Linked DNA regions of Mus musculus: region 2 is linked to region 1. The links are chromatin contacts, found by Hi-C or POLR2A ChIA-PET in ENCODE. All regions are on one chromosome and are shown on one strand. The core of a region is the stretch at or near the end of the contact, and the rest is flanking DNA. Distances in the headings are between cores, read along the strand shown. Region 1 holds the start of Rccd1 (RCC1 domain containing 1). Region 2 holds the start of Man2a2 (mannosidase 2, alpha 2).

Evidence for each region. A loop is a pair of places that touch in the nucleus more often than their neighbours do. ChIA-PET counts read pairs that join two places held with the same protein, here RNA polymerase II (POLR2A).
Region 2: POLR2A ChIA-PET joins it to region 1 with 11 read pairs in Patski. The contact joins the promoter of Man2a2 here to the promoter of Rccd1 in region 1. A Hi-C loop is called at or near these places in 5 of 37 maps with a recorded cell type or tissue (T-helper 1 cell, T-helper 17 cell, T-helper 2 cell and 1 more). POLR2A ChIA-PET finds 5 or more read pairs at or near these places in 4 of 5 experiments (Patski and embryonic stem cell).

What each region holds. Positions count from the first base shown.
Region 1 is chr7:80,319,320-80,327,216 of GRCm38, reverse strand. Rccd1 (RCC1 domain containing 1) reads left to right here and starts at 2,763. Exons shown (of 9, transcript NM_173445.4): 1 at 2,763-3,467; 2 at 5,874-5,940; 3 at 6,036-6,355; 4 at 6,519-6,915; 5 at 7,004-7,125; 6 at 7,876-7,897. The coding sequence starts at 6,187. Unc45a (unc-45 myosin chaperone A) reads left to right here. Exons shown (of 20, transcript NM_133952.2): 18 at 791-908; 19 at 1,049-1,204; 20 at 1,340-1,925. The coding sequence ends at 1,597.
Region 2 is chr7:80,366,854-80,374,750 of GRCm38, reverse strand. Man2a2 (mannosidase 2, alpha 2) reads left to right here and starts at 3,376. Exons shown (of 24, transcript NM_172903.4): 1 at 3,376-3,649; 2 at 3,822-4,019; 3 at 5,006-5,158; 4 at 5,774-6,031; 5 at 6,101-6,245; 6 at 6,366-6,537; 7 at 6,927-7,054; 8 at 7,267-7,440; 9 at 7,696-7,882. The coding sequence starts at 5,027.

The DNA.
Region 1 (7,897 bases), core at 1,514-4,013:
CTCATGCCAAGGGAGGAAGAGTTCTTGGCTGTGAGTTCTAGGCCAGGCTAGGTTATAATCTGTTTCAAAAGCCACCTCCCTGACCTCTCCTGAAAGCCATTAGTTCATAGTATCTGGCCCTGGCAGTAGTCACAGTGAACATTTATTAGCTGTTAGTACTAATTGTGACCTTGAATACATCACTCACCACGCGGCCCAGTTTCTGCTTTGGCTAAATAGTGACGGTAGCCACCTCTGCACTCTACATTAAGGAAGGTAATTCAAGCATGGGGTTATGATGAGTACCAGGTGAAATAGTTCAAGCGGCTCGGACAGGTTCAGTGCGCAAACGGTTGATGTTTACAGAGCCGTCTTCATAACCACCCTGCTTTGCTAACTTCCGGGATGCTTAACAACCCCATGCTGGGGCTGGAGAGATGGCTCAGCGGTTGAGAGCACCGACTGCTCTTCCGAAGGTCCTGAGTTCAAATCCCAGCAACCACATGGTGGCTCACAACCATCTGTAACCAGATCTGATGCCCTCTTCTGGGTGTCTGAAGACAGCTACAGTGTACTTACATATAATGAATAAATAAATCTCTTAAAAAACAAACAAACAAACAACCCAACCCCATGCTGTTTCCTGCCAGGCCAGAAGGCTAGAAAGCACTGCAGTTCCTAACCAGCACAGCAGAGTCTTTGGGCATTGCTAGGGGAGCACCTGAGCTCAGGGCTCAGCCACCCGGGATAGGGCGGCACCTATGGATATGGAGACTCTGGTCATACGTGTCCTTCCACCTTCACCCCGCAGGCAGAAGATCCTGAAGGAGAAGGCTGTGCCCATGATTGAGGGCTACATGTTTGAGGAGCATGAGATGATCCGCCGCGCAGCTACCGAGTGCATGTGTAACTTAGCCATGAGCAAAGAGGTGAGCGTTGGTCTGGCCGGTCGCCATGACTGACAGGTGCCGGGGTTGGTCCGGTGGTTGCCATGACAGGTACCAGCAGCCCTGCCCTTCGGCTAGGCTTTGAACCCCGGTAGCATGGTCCTTGCCTCCATCTGTCCCAGGTGCAAGATCTCTTCGAGGCCCAGGGCAATGACCGGCTGAAGCTGCTGGTGCTGTACAGCGGCGAGGATGATGAGCTGCTGCGGAGGGCGGCTGCTGGGGGCCTGGCCATGCTCACCTCCATGCGGCCCGCACTCTGCAGTCGTATCCCTCAAGTGGTGAGTACCTGGTCTGGGCGGGGGAGGCTGAAGGAGCTAGCAGTTCCCTACATGGTGGTATGGCTGTTGTGTCGGGGAGTTCCTAGAGCGTAGATGTGGTTTCTGCCAGTCTTCACATCCGCCCGTTTCCTACAGACCACACACTGGCTGGAGATCTTGCAGGCCCTGCTCCTCAGCCCCAACCAGGAGCTGCAGCACCGGGGCACCGTGGTGGTGCTGAACATGATGCAGTCTTCGAAGGAGATCGCCGGCACCCTGATGGAGAGTGAGGTCCTGGAGATCCTGTCAGTGTTGGCCAAGGGCGAGGAGAGCCCAGTCACCAGGGCTGCCGCAGCCTGCCTGGAGAAAGCAGTGGAATATAGACTCATCCAACCCAACCAGGACGGAGAGTGACGATCGGCCCGGGGCCCACAGCTCACGCATCTGTCACCCTTCACAGCTCTGAGTCAGCACTGGGATGCTCGATACTTGCCTCGCCTCCACAGCTGCCACAGTTGCACTTTGGTGTTCTCAGGACACACAGCATACAGCCCTGCCCTGCCAGCACTCAGGAGGGCCCTGTCTGTACTGTAGAGAGCTGAGGCTGGGGGACGTACATCCCATTCAAGCCTGAGGATTATGGGCATCAAGAAGGAAGGACACAACAGCATCCTCACATGCTGGGAGCATCATCAGAGCCTGCCAGCAGGCTCACCCCGCTAATAAATTCTGTGGAACTAAAGCATCTGTTTGTTGTTGTAGGCGGGGCTGCTGAGGGTGGGACACTCAGGAGCAACAGCTGGACATCAGCAAAGTGTGCTGTAGAGCGCTGTTGCTGTAACAGAAGGAAGCCAGTGGGCCCATGGAGAACCTTTGTAGACAAGGCCTTAATATGGGTAGGACAGGCTGGCTTCAAACTGATAATCCTTTCTCAACCGTTAAGAGTTGTAGGAATTACAAGTGCCAACACCCACGCTGGTTTCTTTCTAAATCCTGGTGAGTTAGCCTAAAGCTTAGGAAGCTGATCAAATTTCAGTGTCTTTTTTTTTTTTTTTTTTTTTGTTTGTTTGTTTGGTTGGTTTTTTCTTTTTCTTTCTTTCTTTTTTTTTTTTTTTTTGGTTTTTTTTCGAGACAGGGTTTCTCTGTATAGCCCTGGCTGTCCTGGAGCTCACTTTGTAGACCAGGCTGGCCTCGAACTCAGAAATCCGCCTGCCTGTGCCTCCCGAATGCTGGGATTAAAGGCGTGCGCCACCACTGCCCAGCTTTTTTTTTTTTTTTTTTTTTCAGTGTCGTTTTTTTATGCTGGTCCTTGGATACATTTGTCATGATATTGTGAGTTTTCTGTGATCTCTACCCAGTCTGTGTTTGGAATTTGGGGTCAGTGTGCGCTTCCCTCGGGGAAAATACATTTTTCTGTAACTCTGCCAGGTTGAAGGAGAAACAGGACTCAAATAGATTCCCTATATGGCTAGGAACACCGGTTTCTTAGAGGCTGGAGTCCAGGCTTGGCACTCATTGGCTCAGTACAAGTAAGTGACAGAGCCTGGGCCAATCAGTGAAGGCACTAGTACTACAGCTTCCTGTTTGGCCCTCAGTCCTGCGCTTGTTCAGTAGTGAACGACCTCCTTCCTTGTTCAAAGGGAATGGAGGGTGTCAGGGCTTGGTCTTCGCCCGCCGTTTCCCTCGGATCGTCAAGAGTATCCATTCATTCAGTGGTTCCAACCGCGTCCACTGCTGTTGGCGCGCACAGGAGACTTCAGCCTACTGCCTGGTGGCAGGTAACCCGGCGCATGTGTGCCGGTCAGGCGCGCCCCAGTGGTGACGTCACCGCTCGTGCCTGCGATTGGCTCCGAAAAGCTGGCGCACCGAATGACCGCGTTGCTTGGCGCGGAGGCCCTTAAAAAGTGCTTTACTCCGCCGGCCATCTGTTCCCCGAGCCATACATTACTATGCGCTGCTCACTTTCAAGGTTTCCTGCTTAAAGGGCTTTCCTGATGAGTTGAGGGTACAGGCTAATGGGAAGATGAAAGATTCCTTTGGTTGGGGATCCAGGAGCTGTAGTCTCAGATCTGACTTAAGAGGCTCGAGAGTGTCTGTAAAATTCTGATCCATTCGAGTGAAGTGGCGTTGCATTTTGAACCGCGCGACTGTCTCCCAATTTCAGCCTGAGCTCCCTGGGACCCATAGTCATCACATTAAGTCAAAGGAAAGGCGCAGCAAAGACTTCTTGAATAAACGACCGAGTAAGGTCCAGTGGAAATTGTCCAAATGCCTCTGAAACCCGGTAAGAGCCAATGGTCATTTTCGTCGTTAAATTCTACTGTGTAAACTAAGCTAGGACTGTTTACACTTAAATTTTGATTTGTATTTATTGCAAACAGTTCTGCTAGGTAGATACAAGCAGTGCTGTCCCCACTCGCCTTGTAAAACTGAAGTTGTGCAATAGGATCCAGGTGCACAGGCACGCCCACCTAGGTCCCAGGTGTTTATTCTTCTTGTTGGGACGAGGCTTATAAATCCATAGGACACGGCTCAGCTCCACACTTGCTGTGTGATTGGGAGTCTAGAGAAAAATGGAGTCAATTTGAATGGAGACTCGGGGTTAAAGTTCTCAAGGCTAAGAGACTGGAGCTGTGGGCCTCAGATCCTAGTGTTGTATCTGATCTCCCACGTACATGCCTCACAGTTCCCTTGTGGTAATAGAAATAAGTTCTGGGTTGCAAAGAAAGAGACCACTGTTAAGGCCTAGATGGAAGGTTAAGGCCTAGGTAACCGTTACCTGGACAGCCTGCCATTATAAAGAAACTTTCTCATGTTTGTGCTGTTCCTAAGGAACTTTCTAATGCTAAGATTGATTATATAGTTATGTTCTGTGCCCTTGAAACCAATCACGATAGAAGTCAGTAGAACGACTTTGTATAGTTACCCTTGGACCCGAAACAACCACCCTGCAGCACTTTCTGCACCTGTGTATAAGCTTTTATAGTGTAAGCTGCCCCTGGGATGGGCCCCAAGGTAAGAGAGTCACCTGAGCCAATATAAGGAACTATTTGGAATAAGACTTTCATTTTGGCTGGGCAGTGGTGGTGCACGCCTTTAATCCCAGCAGTTGGGCGGCAGAGGATTTTAGAGTTTGAGGCCAGCCTGGTCTACAAAGTGAGTTCCAGGACAGCTAGGGCTATATAGAGAAACCCTGTCTTGAAACAAACAAACAAAAAAAGACTTCCATTTTGAGTAGGGGCCAAGTAGAGTTTAAATTCTCAAGACCTCCCTGAGAACTGACATCCTATTTTGCAGAAAGAAACATGTGTGTGGGTAACTAATCCTGGTAGACAAGTTAAGATATGAATATTGAACAAGAAAGAGAAGAAAGAAAAAAAAAAAACAAAAAGAAAAAAAAACAACAAAAAAAAACAAAAAGAAAAAAAAAGATATGAATATTGAACAGTGCACATCCTCTGCTACAGCTGAACACCCCAACCAATGGGAGCAGGATAAGTGTACAACAAAGACCTGCACCCACAAAGTAGCTCACAGCTGTCTCTAAGTCCCGTTCCAGGGCATCCTAAACCCATACACAGACACACATGCAGGCAAAAAAGCATGCACAGAAAATAAAATAATAAAATAAGGAATACCATGCCCCAAATTGGGTAGTCGTGTAAGACTTAGTCCATGGAAATTAAGGAGGAAAGAGAAAAGGGTCACTGGTCATTGGACTTTGAGAAAACACAGGGTTTACTGGTGTGTGTGTGTGCAACATTTTCAAAATAGTCTTACAAGGGACAGGGAGATAAAGATCTAGACACCAGGCCAGCTAGAGAAGTACTGGCACATGCCTTTGATCTCCACAATCAGAAGGCAGCGATGGGGCGATCTTTGTGAGTTTGAAGCCAGCCTGTTCTACATAGTGAGTTCCAGGACAGCAAGGGCTTGTGTAGAGAGACCCTGCCTCACATTAAAAGGGTGTGGGGAAGCTTAGTGGTGAAGGGCACTGCTGTTCTTGCGGAAGACCTGGGTTCAGGTCTAGCACCCACATGATGGCTCACACTCCAGTACCAGAGGGTCTGATGCCCTCTTCTGCCCTTTAGTAACACCAGACACAAACATGGTGCACAGACAGACATGCAGGAAAAACATCTCTACACATATTGTAAAATAAATCTTTTATTTTATTATTTTATTTTCTGTGCATGCTTTTTTGCCTGCATGTGTGTCTGTGTATGGGTGTAGGATGCCCTGGAACGGGACTTAGAGACAGCTGTGAGCTGCTTTGTGGGTGCTGGGAATTGAACCTGGGTCCTCTGGAAGAGCAGCCAATGTTCTTAACCACTGAGTCGTCTCTCCAGTCCAAAATAATAAATCCTTTTTTTTTTAACCACTTCTTTTTTTAAAACCATTTTAAAAAAAAAGCTATTTATTTGTTTTATGTGTTTGAGTACACTGTAACTGTCTTCAGACACCAGAAGAGGGCATTGGATCCCATTGCATATTGATTGTGAGCCACCATGTGGTTGCTGGGAATTGAACTCAGGACCTCTGGAAGAACAGTCAGTGCTCTTAACCGCTGAGATGTCTCTCCAGCCCCACCCCACCCCCCAACCCCAAATAATAAATCTTAAAAAAAATTTTTTTTCTTGCCTTGAATACAAGTTTGACTTAAAAGACACATACTTAATATTTCTTACAGCTGTACGCTGGATTTGAGCCAAAAGTAGAAGTGGTCAGCTGCAGACAGTTCAGCAGTCAAAAATCTGGTAGGACCTTTGGCCAAAGCTCTGCTCCGTGGACAGTAGTGGGATGGACTCCGTTTGCCCGGTGATTAGGATGGCATACTGTCTCTATTTTACAGGTAGTGCAACTTCAGCCCCCTGGAAGGCAGGATTTGCCAGCGTTCCTAAGGTGTCCTGTTTGCAAGAGTCTCCTTGGTTTGCAACCTTAATCTTGCATCCCTTAATCCACACCACAGCCAAGTGTCCACCCACAGAGGGCTCAACCTGGACATGGCCGAGAAACGGCACGGAGCCTGGTTCGGCTTTGGTTTCTGTGGCTTCGGGCAAGCGCTGGGTTCTGGGAACAGCCACCATTCAGTGTACAGTCCTGAACCACTGCATGCCAGTGATGATATTTGCCAAGTGAGCGCAGGCTGGAGCTACACTGCCCTGGTGACCCGTGAGTGCCCTCACAATCCCAACTCCAGACCTGTATCATGTATACCTGCCCAACCCTCCTAACATGCCAGTCCAGAAATACCCAACACCCGTACACCCTTACTCGGGCAGCCTCGAGCTTCCCAGGTCCATGGCATGCGTCCCTCCCAACTCTGCCCACACAGGTGGAGGCCGGGTGGAATTGTCAGGTTCTGTGAGCGGTGCAGCAGACGGCTGCAGGGACGTGTGGGCTTCGGAGGAACTCCTGGTGCTGCTACGCAACAAGGGCGGCTCCAGCACGGAAGTGCAGGCCTGGGTACCAGGTTCTGCGTTACAGGGGGAGCCCCTCTGGGTCCAGAACTTGGTTTCTGGGGCAAAGGGCCAAGGGGAAGATGAACCCAGCAGGGAGTCTAGGATGGGGACCCTGCCGTTGCTACCCTGCGCCCGTGCCTATGTGACCCCAGAACCACCCTTCTGCCAGCCTCTGGCCCCAGAGCTGCGGGTCCGCCAGCTGGAGCTGGGAGCTGAGCATGTGCTGCTGTTGTGCGCAGCTGGCCAGGTGTTCTCCTGGGGTGCGGGCAGGTGAGGACCGGCTGGTTGTGACGTGGCGGAGCTCAAGGAGAGGCTCTCTTGGATGGACCTGTAGCTGATTAGGGACGCCTTTGATCAGGCATGGACAGCTGGGCCACGGGACTCTGGAGGCAGAACTAGAGCCAAGACTGTTGGAGGCACTGCAGGGCCTGCGGATGGCTAAGGTGGCTGCAGGTGGCTGGCACTCTGTGTGTTTGAGTGGTGAGTGACTCGGGGCGGCTCCAAACAAGCTGGAGGGCTTGGCCCCGCCTTCCTCTTGCTCTGTTTTTGTGGGCGGTCTAGCCCAGGCCTCATTCCACGCTCAGTCCAGCTCAGTCATCCCTGAGTCTTCAGTGTTTCCAGATTTAGCCTGTTACTCCACCACCCTCTTACACCTCCACTCATCTGGTTACTGCCTGTCTTTGTTACTGAGCTCTTCACTACCCCCATCCATCTAAAATACTCCCGAAGGTCAGCACACTTCTGCAGGGGAAATGGTAAGAGACAGCTCAGCCAGGAAGAATGGAGAAGGCTGCCTATGCCCCGGTAGCCATGGTGGATGGCAGAGAGGTGTGCCTTGGTCCACAGTGTGTGGCCTAGGGCTTTTGTGTATTGGGTCCATCTTGGTGGGAAGGCTGAGACAAAAGAACTTCAGCCTGGAGTTAGCCAAAGAAAAGCTGGGCATGGTAGTTCGTGCCTGTAGTGCCAGGATTCAGGAAGGTTGGGGATTTTGAGGCCTGCCAGAGAGGTACATGGTAAGGTTTGGGAAAAGGGGAAGGGGAGAAGGGGTGTGTATGGGCAGGGATCTAAGACAGGGAAGCAGCGGGACTTGGTATGGGCATCCTTGATGGACGGGTGCTTTAGGGTACCCTTTACTCGCTCCTAGGAACAGGTAATGGGGATGTTTAGAGGAGGTGGGGTGGGTGAAAGGGTCCCACAGTGTGCTTCATGGATTCTCTTGGTCTCTTGCAGAAACGGGGGATATTTATATCTG
Region 2 (7,897 bases), core at 2,127-4,626, 47 kb before region 1:
CCAACCATAAAATTATCTCATTGCTGCTTTATAACTGCCATTCTGCTACTCTTATGAATTATAATACAAATATCTGATATGCAGGAGATCTGATAGGCAGCCTCATAGGGGCCAGGCCCACAGGCTGACAACTGCTGCCCTACAGTTACCCATCTATAAGCAGGGCCCCAACAAAAAAGTGCCCCTTTGGGCCAGCAAAGTGGATCAGTGAGGGAAGGTGTGTTCCACGAAGCCTGGTGACCTGAGTTGGATCCCTGGGACACACACGGTGGAAGGACAGCTGTAAGCTGTTCCTCTGGCCTCTGCTGGTGCTCCACCCTGAAACACACACAGGGGTGGGTGGATTTCTATGACTTTAAGGCTCGTCTGATCTGCATAGAGAGTTTCAGGCCAGCCAAAGTCTCAAACCCCAGAAAATTTAAAAGTGGAAACCAAAGCTAGAGAGATAGCTCAGCTTTCTAAGGGCTCTAAAGGCTCTGCCACTCTTACAGAGGGCCCGCGTGGCCGCTCATTTGAGATACTTGGGACATTGAGGCTCCTGGGAACCTGGACCTGGTTGGAGGACTGATCAAGCAAACCAAACAGCAGGCGGAGTGCAGCAAGCAACTGTGGCTGGAAGCCAGGGCTTGGATATTTTGCATAGAAAAGGGAACTTCAGGCAACAGGCAAAGAGGGGGCTTTGCGGCTTGGCTTGGCAAGCATCAATCGGAAAAGCACCTGCTACCCTTTTACTGACTTATGAGGAGACGCCGGTAGGCTGGCAGCCTGGTGCTGGTGCCACGAGTCTCACCTTGTGTAGGAAGAACCCCGTGGCCTGTAAGTGGAGCACGGGTCCGACAAGGCTAAGGAACCTTCCCATCAAAAGCGTGCGTGGAAGCCAATGGCCAACAGCAGCTGGGCAGAACTAATAGTGCTCTGCAAAAACCGAAGCTACTGTCACCTGGGATGTGGCAGGCCACCCGGGACTGACACGAGAAAACTCAAGACCACAACTGATACAAGGCCAAAGACACTCAGCCAATATTTCTGGACACTAACTGGACAGCCAAGTGGCCGAGAGATTCCCAGAAGATATGGTGTAGGCACTTAAACCCAGATAGTTCCGGTGGATAGACCACCTTGAGGGTAGACTGATTTTTTTTCTGTGTCTGACACAGCTGTCTGCATATGCACAGAAAACGGAAGCTCTGTTAAGCATTTGTTTTGTTTTGTTGAGATAGTTTTGCTGCAGAGCCCTAACTGGCCTGAAACTAATTATGTAGACTAAACTGGCTTTAAACGTGCAGATAAGAGGGAACATGGTGGCCTATACTTTTAATCCCAGTGCAGAGGCAGGCAGATCTCTAAGTAGAGTACAAGGCCTGCCTAGACTATAGAGAGAGTGCTAGGCTGGTCAGGGCTATGCAGAAAGACCCTGTCTCAAGACAAAACATAAAAGCAAAACACCACCACCAGTATCTAGGAAGAGTAGACCATCCTCTGCCTAAATATGCATCTGAAAACTGTTCTTAGCTGGATCCACAAGAAGCTGGATTGCAGGGGGATAGCACTATTGAAATCAGCTATGACAGAGTACTTGCTATTGCTGTATGGTGAGGCTGGACCACAAGTGTACTATGATTCTCTCCCAGGCCAGAGGAGGCCAGCAGACTGGAGAAAGACCCACCCCTCATCCCCATTTTGTAAAAGACTACACCTTACTGCCTTTTTATATCCCCCTTTTTTAAAAAAATTAAGTTTTTATTTATTTATATGAATACACTTTAGCTGTCTTCATGCACACTAGAAAAGGGTCTTGGATTCCATTACAGATGGTTGTGAGCCACCGTGTGGTTGCTGGAAATTGAACTGGGGACCTCTGGAAGAACAGCCAGTGCTCTAACCACTGAGCCACCTGTCCAGCTCCCCCACCCCTTTTTCCTGTTTCCGTAGCATGTAGGCTCTCTTCCTTCTTGGAGGCCACTGTAGTTACAAACTGCTTGATTCCTTCTCTCTCTCTCTCTCTCTCTCTCTCTCTCTCTCTCTCTCTCTCTCTCTCTCTCTCTGTGTGTGTGTGTGGTGTGTGTGTGTTTGCAGTCACTGTGGCACATATGTAGGAGATCAGAGGAGTCTTTCCTTCCACCACGTGGACTCTGAAGATCACACTCAGGTCATCAGGCTTGGTGGCATCTTTACCCACTGAGCCACCTCACTGGCTTCTGGGTTGCTATTATTTTTATTTTGAGACAGGGTCTCACCATGCTGCCCAGGCTGGCCTGGGACTCACCAAGATCTGCCTTATCTCTGTTTCTTGACTGCTGAGGACCTGGGTTCTGGGATGTTTTTATAAGGACAGGATAATCTGCTTTCTAAGGGCTCTGCCTTCATGAGCTAATCTTAATCTTATCAAAGCCCCACCTCCCGATATGGTCAAATCTGGGGACAGAACTTCAAGATGTGAACCTGGGGTTAGGGGTAGTCTACAACAGAGAGTAATATTTGTTTTGCTACGTAGTCCAGGCTAGTGTCCGTTTGCTGGGATCCTCTAGCCTCAACTTCCCAAGAGCTGGACTTTTAGTGGGCCAGCTCAGTTTCAGGCAGTAATTTTAGCAATCTTTTTTTCTTTTGAAACAGGATTGCAAATGTGTAGTCCAAGATAGCTTCGAATTTGTGTCAATCTGAGACAGGAGGATTTATAGGTGTGTGCCACTACGATCTAGCAAGCAATCTCCCCCCCCCCCCCCCCCAAGTAGCTATGGCTGTCCCGGAACTCAAAATGTAAAACAGACTGGCCTCGAATTCAGAGATCTCCCTGCCTCTGCCTTCCAGGTGCTGGGACTAAGCACGGGCTCCTACATCCATCCAAATATTAATCTTAAAAGGAAGAAAAGTGTGGAATTTGTGGAGATGTTCATTGCAGTATGGTATCTTACGCTGTAAATTGGAAACATGGATGCTCAATAAACCTTTAACCGGATGATATGCATTTCGCCCTTAGTGTCAGGAAACCCAGAGCCACCCGGAACTCACAAAACCTAGAGGGAGGCACTATTCCTTTGACTAAGAAACATCACTATTGAGCCAGGCAGGGAGGCCACGAAGCACCGCACGGTTTTGCCCTTTCTGCTCCTGCCTAAATCTTACTCTTGGAAGACCAAGAGAAAAAACAAAAACAAAAACAAAAAAAACAAAAACACAACAAGAAACAGTGGCGCGACCTTGCTGGGGTTCCGCCACTCCCGCCCTGCCGGGTCAACGGCTGCGCACAGCCGCCCCGCAGCCATAGCGGACCCCGGCACCGACCCAGCGGGAGGCGACCGAGTCGGGTGCCAGGGGGCGCTGCGGAACCCGGCGGGGGGCGAGGCAGCGGCGGGACCCGGCACTAGGGGACGCTGCGCGCGGTCCCCCGCGCCCCTCCTCCTGCCGGGCGCACCGCTCGGCCCCGTGGAGGCGGGAGCGCGGGAGCACAGGCGCGGGGCGAGCGCAGGGAGCGCGCAGCGGCCCTGGCCCCCGCGGGAGCGCGGCTGCGGGGCCGAGCAGGGGCGGTGGGTGGCCAGGCGTCCCTCTTAGCCTGCGCAACTGCCCGCGCGCGGGCCGCGGTCCCCCGGGATGCGAGCAGTGGCGGCTCGGCCGGCCGGGTCCCGAGCGGCGCGGAGGCCGGCCGCGTACGGTAACGGGCCAGGCGGGGCGTGGGCGAGGACTCCAGCCTGCAGGCCGCGAGCGTTGCGGCCCCCGGGTGCCGGTTGAGCCCCGAGGGCCGGAGGGGGGCTGGGCGGGCCGGAGGAGGGGGGTTACATCTCGGCAGGTAATTGCCCCACGGTGACCCAGCTCCTGCTCCCTAGCTCCGCCCTCTTTGGCCCGGACCCAATCTCCAGGGACTAAAAATATTGCCCGGAGGCTCCTGAGCGGAATCAGATCGCATTAAGTAGGACGCAGGCTGAGGTGACTGAGCTTTTCAGCACCAGGGCCCGAAGAGCAGACTCCAGAGAGCGGTCCCGCCCACGCGCGTTCAGCAGCTAGCGTCCTCCCTCCTCCGGCAGGCAAGTGGGGACTCGCGGGCGGTGGCGGCAGGCACTGTGGGTCGTCTCGAGTTGCCCCGTTTCGGAGCCGCTGTGCCTGGCTTCCGCTACCCTGGGGACTTTATCAGTCTCGCCGCTAGCTTCCTAAGAGTCCCTTTAAAGCACTCTGGAAGCCAGGACTGGAAGTTTTGCACAGCAGGAATCAGTACTGATGGGGACAATCCTAGAACTGGGTTGCGTTAGAAACATGGGCATTTCTTTTTCTCTTAAAAGAAATCCATTCTGTATTCTCTGAGATAGGATCTGGGCCAGGCACTGTTTCTGCTGAGTTCCAGTCAGCCCCAGGAGGTCACAGGGGAGGCAGGGTGTGAGTGTGTGTGTGTGGGGGGGTTGTCTGTCTCTCCAGCTGGTGATTGTACCCCTAAATCAAACAAAATAAAACCTCTTGTATTTATGTATACATCTGAAGGGAGGAAACACGTGGCTTGGGAGAGCCTTCTCAGAGTCCTGAGCAAGCTGTTTGCAATCAGTGGTTGTGTAATGAAGTGTGGGTCAGAGTTGGGGCTCTGTTATCCCTGTTTGTTTGTTTGTAATGTGTTACATTTATTTATGTGCATGTACGTCACAGAAAACATGCGGCAATCAGAGGACAATTTGTGGTAGTTGGTTTTCACCTTCCACCATATGAATCAAATGAATCGCTTTGGTTGTCAGGCTTGCCTGCAAGTGCCTCTTTACCTACTGCACCCCCACACTCCACATCCTGGTTTCTATAGCTTGGGCTGAGGGGAATCAGAACTCCTCTCCTACAGGACCAGCCCCAAATATATGTGCTACTTGTGTGTTGGGAGTCATAACCAAGATTTGGTACTTGAAAGCTTACTTGCTTTTTTACCCAGAGTCAAGCAAGTAGGTTGGTTCTCCTTGGGAGTCCACAGAGCGTTTGTTAGGAACACCAACAGAAGGGTTTTGCATGCCAGAACTACAGGTGGTGTCTCTCCTGCCAGGAACGTGCCTCCTGGGTCAGTATGAAGCTGAAAAAGCAGGTGACGGTGTGTGGGGCTGCTATCTTCTGTGTGGCCGTCTTTTCTCTGTACCTTATGCTGGACCGAGTGCAGCATGATCCTGCCAGACACCAGAATGGTGGGAACTTCCCCAGGGTGAGTCACACCTTGTTCTCTTCTTCAAATGCAAGTCACCTGGGCTCAGGAGAGTCTTGTCAGCACAGGACAAGAGCACCCCCCCACCCCCATTGTCTTAGAGATTGGACCTAGAGCCTCCTCATGGGCATGCGTGCATATAACACTAACGATCTACAACTGAGTTATGTAGCTGTAGCCCAGGGACATTCCTAGGCAGATTTGTCTTTCTTGTGGAGATGGATGCCCAAGGACTGGCGCATGCTAAACACATGCTCTACCACGGAGCTATGCTCCTGGCTGTAACAGGAAGTGAAAAGCAGCAATGCTGAAGGAGGAGGGAGAGGAGGAGGAGGAGAAGGAGGAAGAGGAGGAGGAGAAGGGGGAGGAGGGGAACAAGAAATTTGCCTTGTGTAATAATAGCCTGACTTAAGTTTCTGGCAGACACTGCTGATTGACCACCGTATTGCTTTTCCATTAAGCTGAACGCAGTCCTCCTCAGCACCGTGCTTGAGACAGGAGGAACATGTAGGTCGCTGAGCACGGGCATGTGAGAGGAAATGTTTGCCTTCCGTGGTCTGAGTGATGATGCCTTTCTGTTCTTGTTTTTTTTTTTTTTTTTTTTTTTTTTTGCAGAGCCAAATCTCTGTGCTACAGAACCGGATAGAACAGCTGGAACAACTGCTGGAGGAAAACCATGACATCATAAGCCGTATCAAGGACTCTGTACTGGAACTGACAGCCAATGCGGAGGGCCCGCCAGCCCTGCTGCCCTACCATACCGCCAACGGTTCCTGGGCTGTGCTCCCGGAGCCCCGGCCCAGCTTCTTCTCCGTCTCCCCCCAGGACTGCCAGTTTGCTTTGGGGGGACGGGGTCAGAAGCCAGAACTACAGGTAAGAGTTGGAGCTGGCAGGGACCCTCTCCCACTCAGACAGGCACTGAGCTGCATTCCTCCCCGGCAGATGTTAACCGTGTCTGAGGATTTGCCGTTTGACAATGTGGAGGGTGGCGTGTGGAGGCAAGGCTTTGACATCTCCTACAGCCCAAATGACTGGGACACTGAAGACCTGCAAGTGTTTGTGGTGCCTCACTCCCACAACGATCCAGGTGAAGGGCCAGTAGGCCCGGCTGCCGCAGGGTGTGGGGCGGGCTTTCAGATGGCAGGCATGAGGAGGGTGTGACTGAAGTATGTGGCATATTGAGGGGACCTTGTGTTGGCTCCCCCAGGCTGGATCAAGACTTTTGACAAGTACTACACGGAACAGACCCAGCACATCCTCAACAGCATGGTGTCCAAGCTGCAGGAAGACCCCCGGCGGCGCTTTCTCTGGGCAGAAGTCTCCTTCTTCGCCAAGTGGTGGGACAACATCAGTGCCCAAAAGAGGGCAGCAGTTCGAAGGTCAGTGGTGGTTGGGAAGGTGTGGGAAGGTCGATCATTATCTAGGACTCAGATGGGTAGGTTGGGCTTGTCTCATTGTGTGGCTGCCAAGCTGGCAGGGAGATTGAGCTGTGGCAGGAGTGGGGAACTGAAGGTCTGTTAGTGTGCAGAGAAATCGGAATGCTTGGGGCATGAGGGAGAAGCGTGGGACCTCTGCCTCTGAGCACAGAAGGGGGTCCTGAAATAACCAACCAAGACAGGGCCTTGCGGGCTGCAGGGAAAGGAGGCTGAGTGAGCACGCTGTTCACGTGGGTGAATTGGTTGGTGGAGGCCACTGCGTGCAGTCCCTGCCATCCTCTGGCTGCCAATGGAAAGGTCCCCGTCCCATCCCAAGTGTGCTTCATCCTTAGGCTGGTGGGAAATGGGCAGCTGGAGATTGCGACAGGCGGATGGGTGATGCCCGACGAGGCCAACTCCCATTACTTTGCCTTGGTTGACCAGCTCATCGAGGGGCACCAGTGGCTGGAGAGAAACCTGGGTAAGTGCAGGCACAGGAGCTCGACTCTGCCCCAGAGCTGGTGTGGGGCAAGATGCTGTGAGGTCCAGGGGTTGGCAGGGAGTTAGTTGTTCCTTTCTAGGCTCATGCAGCCTATCTGATGGGTGAGGCAGGAGCTGGCCTCCCAGGCACCAAGTGGCCAGGGGCCCGTCCCCAAGGTAGTCAGGGCCTTTGACTTCTGTGCTGTGCCTTAGGTGCAACCCCGCGCTCGGGCTGGGCAGTGGACCCCTTTGGACACAGCTCCACCATGCCTTACCTGCTGCGCCGTGCCAACCTGACCAGCATGCTGATTCAGAGGGTGCATTATGCCATCAAGAAGCACTTTGCTGCCACTCATAGCCTGGAGTTCATGTGGAGGCAGATGTGGGGTAAGGCCAAGTAGGGGCACGCATGGGTACTGTAGCAGTGGAGTCATGTTGACCTCTGCTGGCTTCTGTGGGCACATCTCCCACAGGAGCTGTGGGCCTGGGAGCCCCATGTCCTAATTCCCAGCCTACATACTTGCGACCTCAGCGTCTCTCAGGGCTGCCTGTGGGTGGCATGAACCTGCACACCTCTGACGTCCCTGTGCCCAGCTCCTCAGGCTGTCTGCCGTGGCTGACCCTGCGGTATGTCTTCTGTAGATTCAGACTCCAGCACAGACATCTTTTGCCACATGATGCCCTTCTACAGCTACGACGTTCCACACACCTGTGGCCCCGATCCCAAGATCTGCTGCCAGTTTGATTTCAAACGTCTGCCGGGTGGGAGAATCAATTGCCCTTGGAAGGTGCCACCCCGGGCTATTACAGAAGCCAATGTGGCAGACAGGTATCTGCTGTCAGC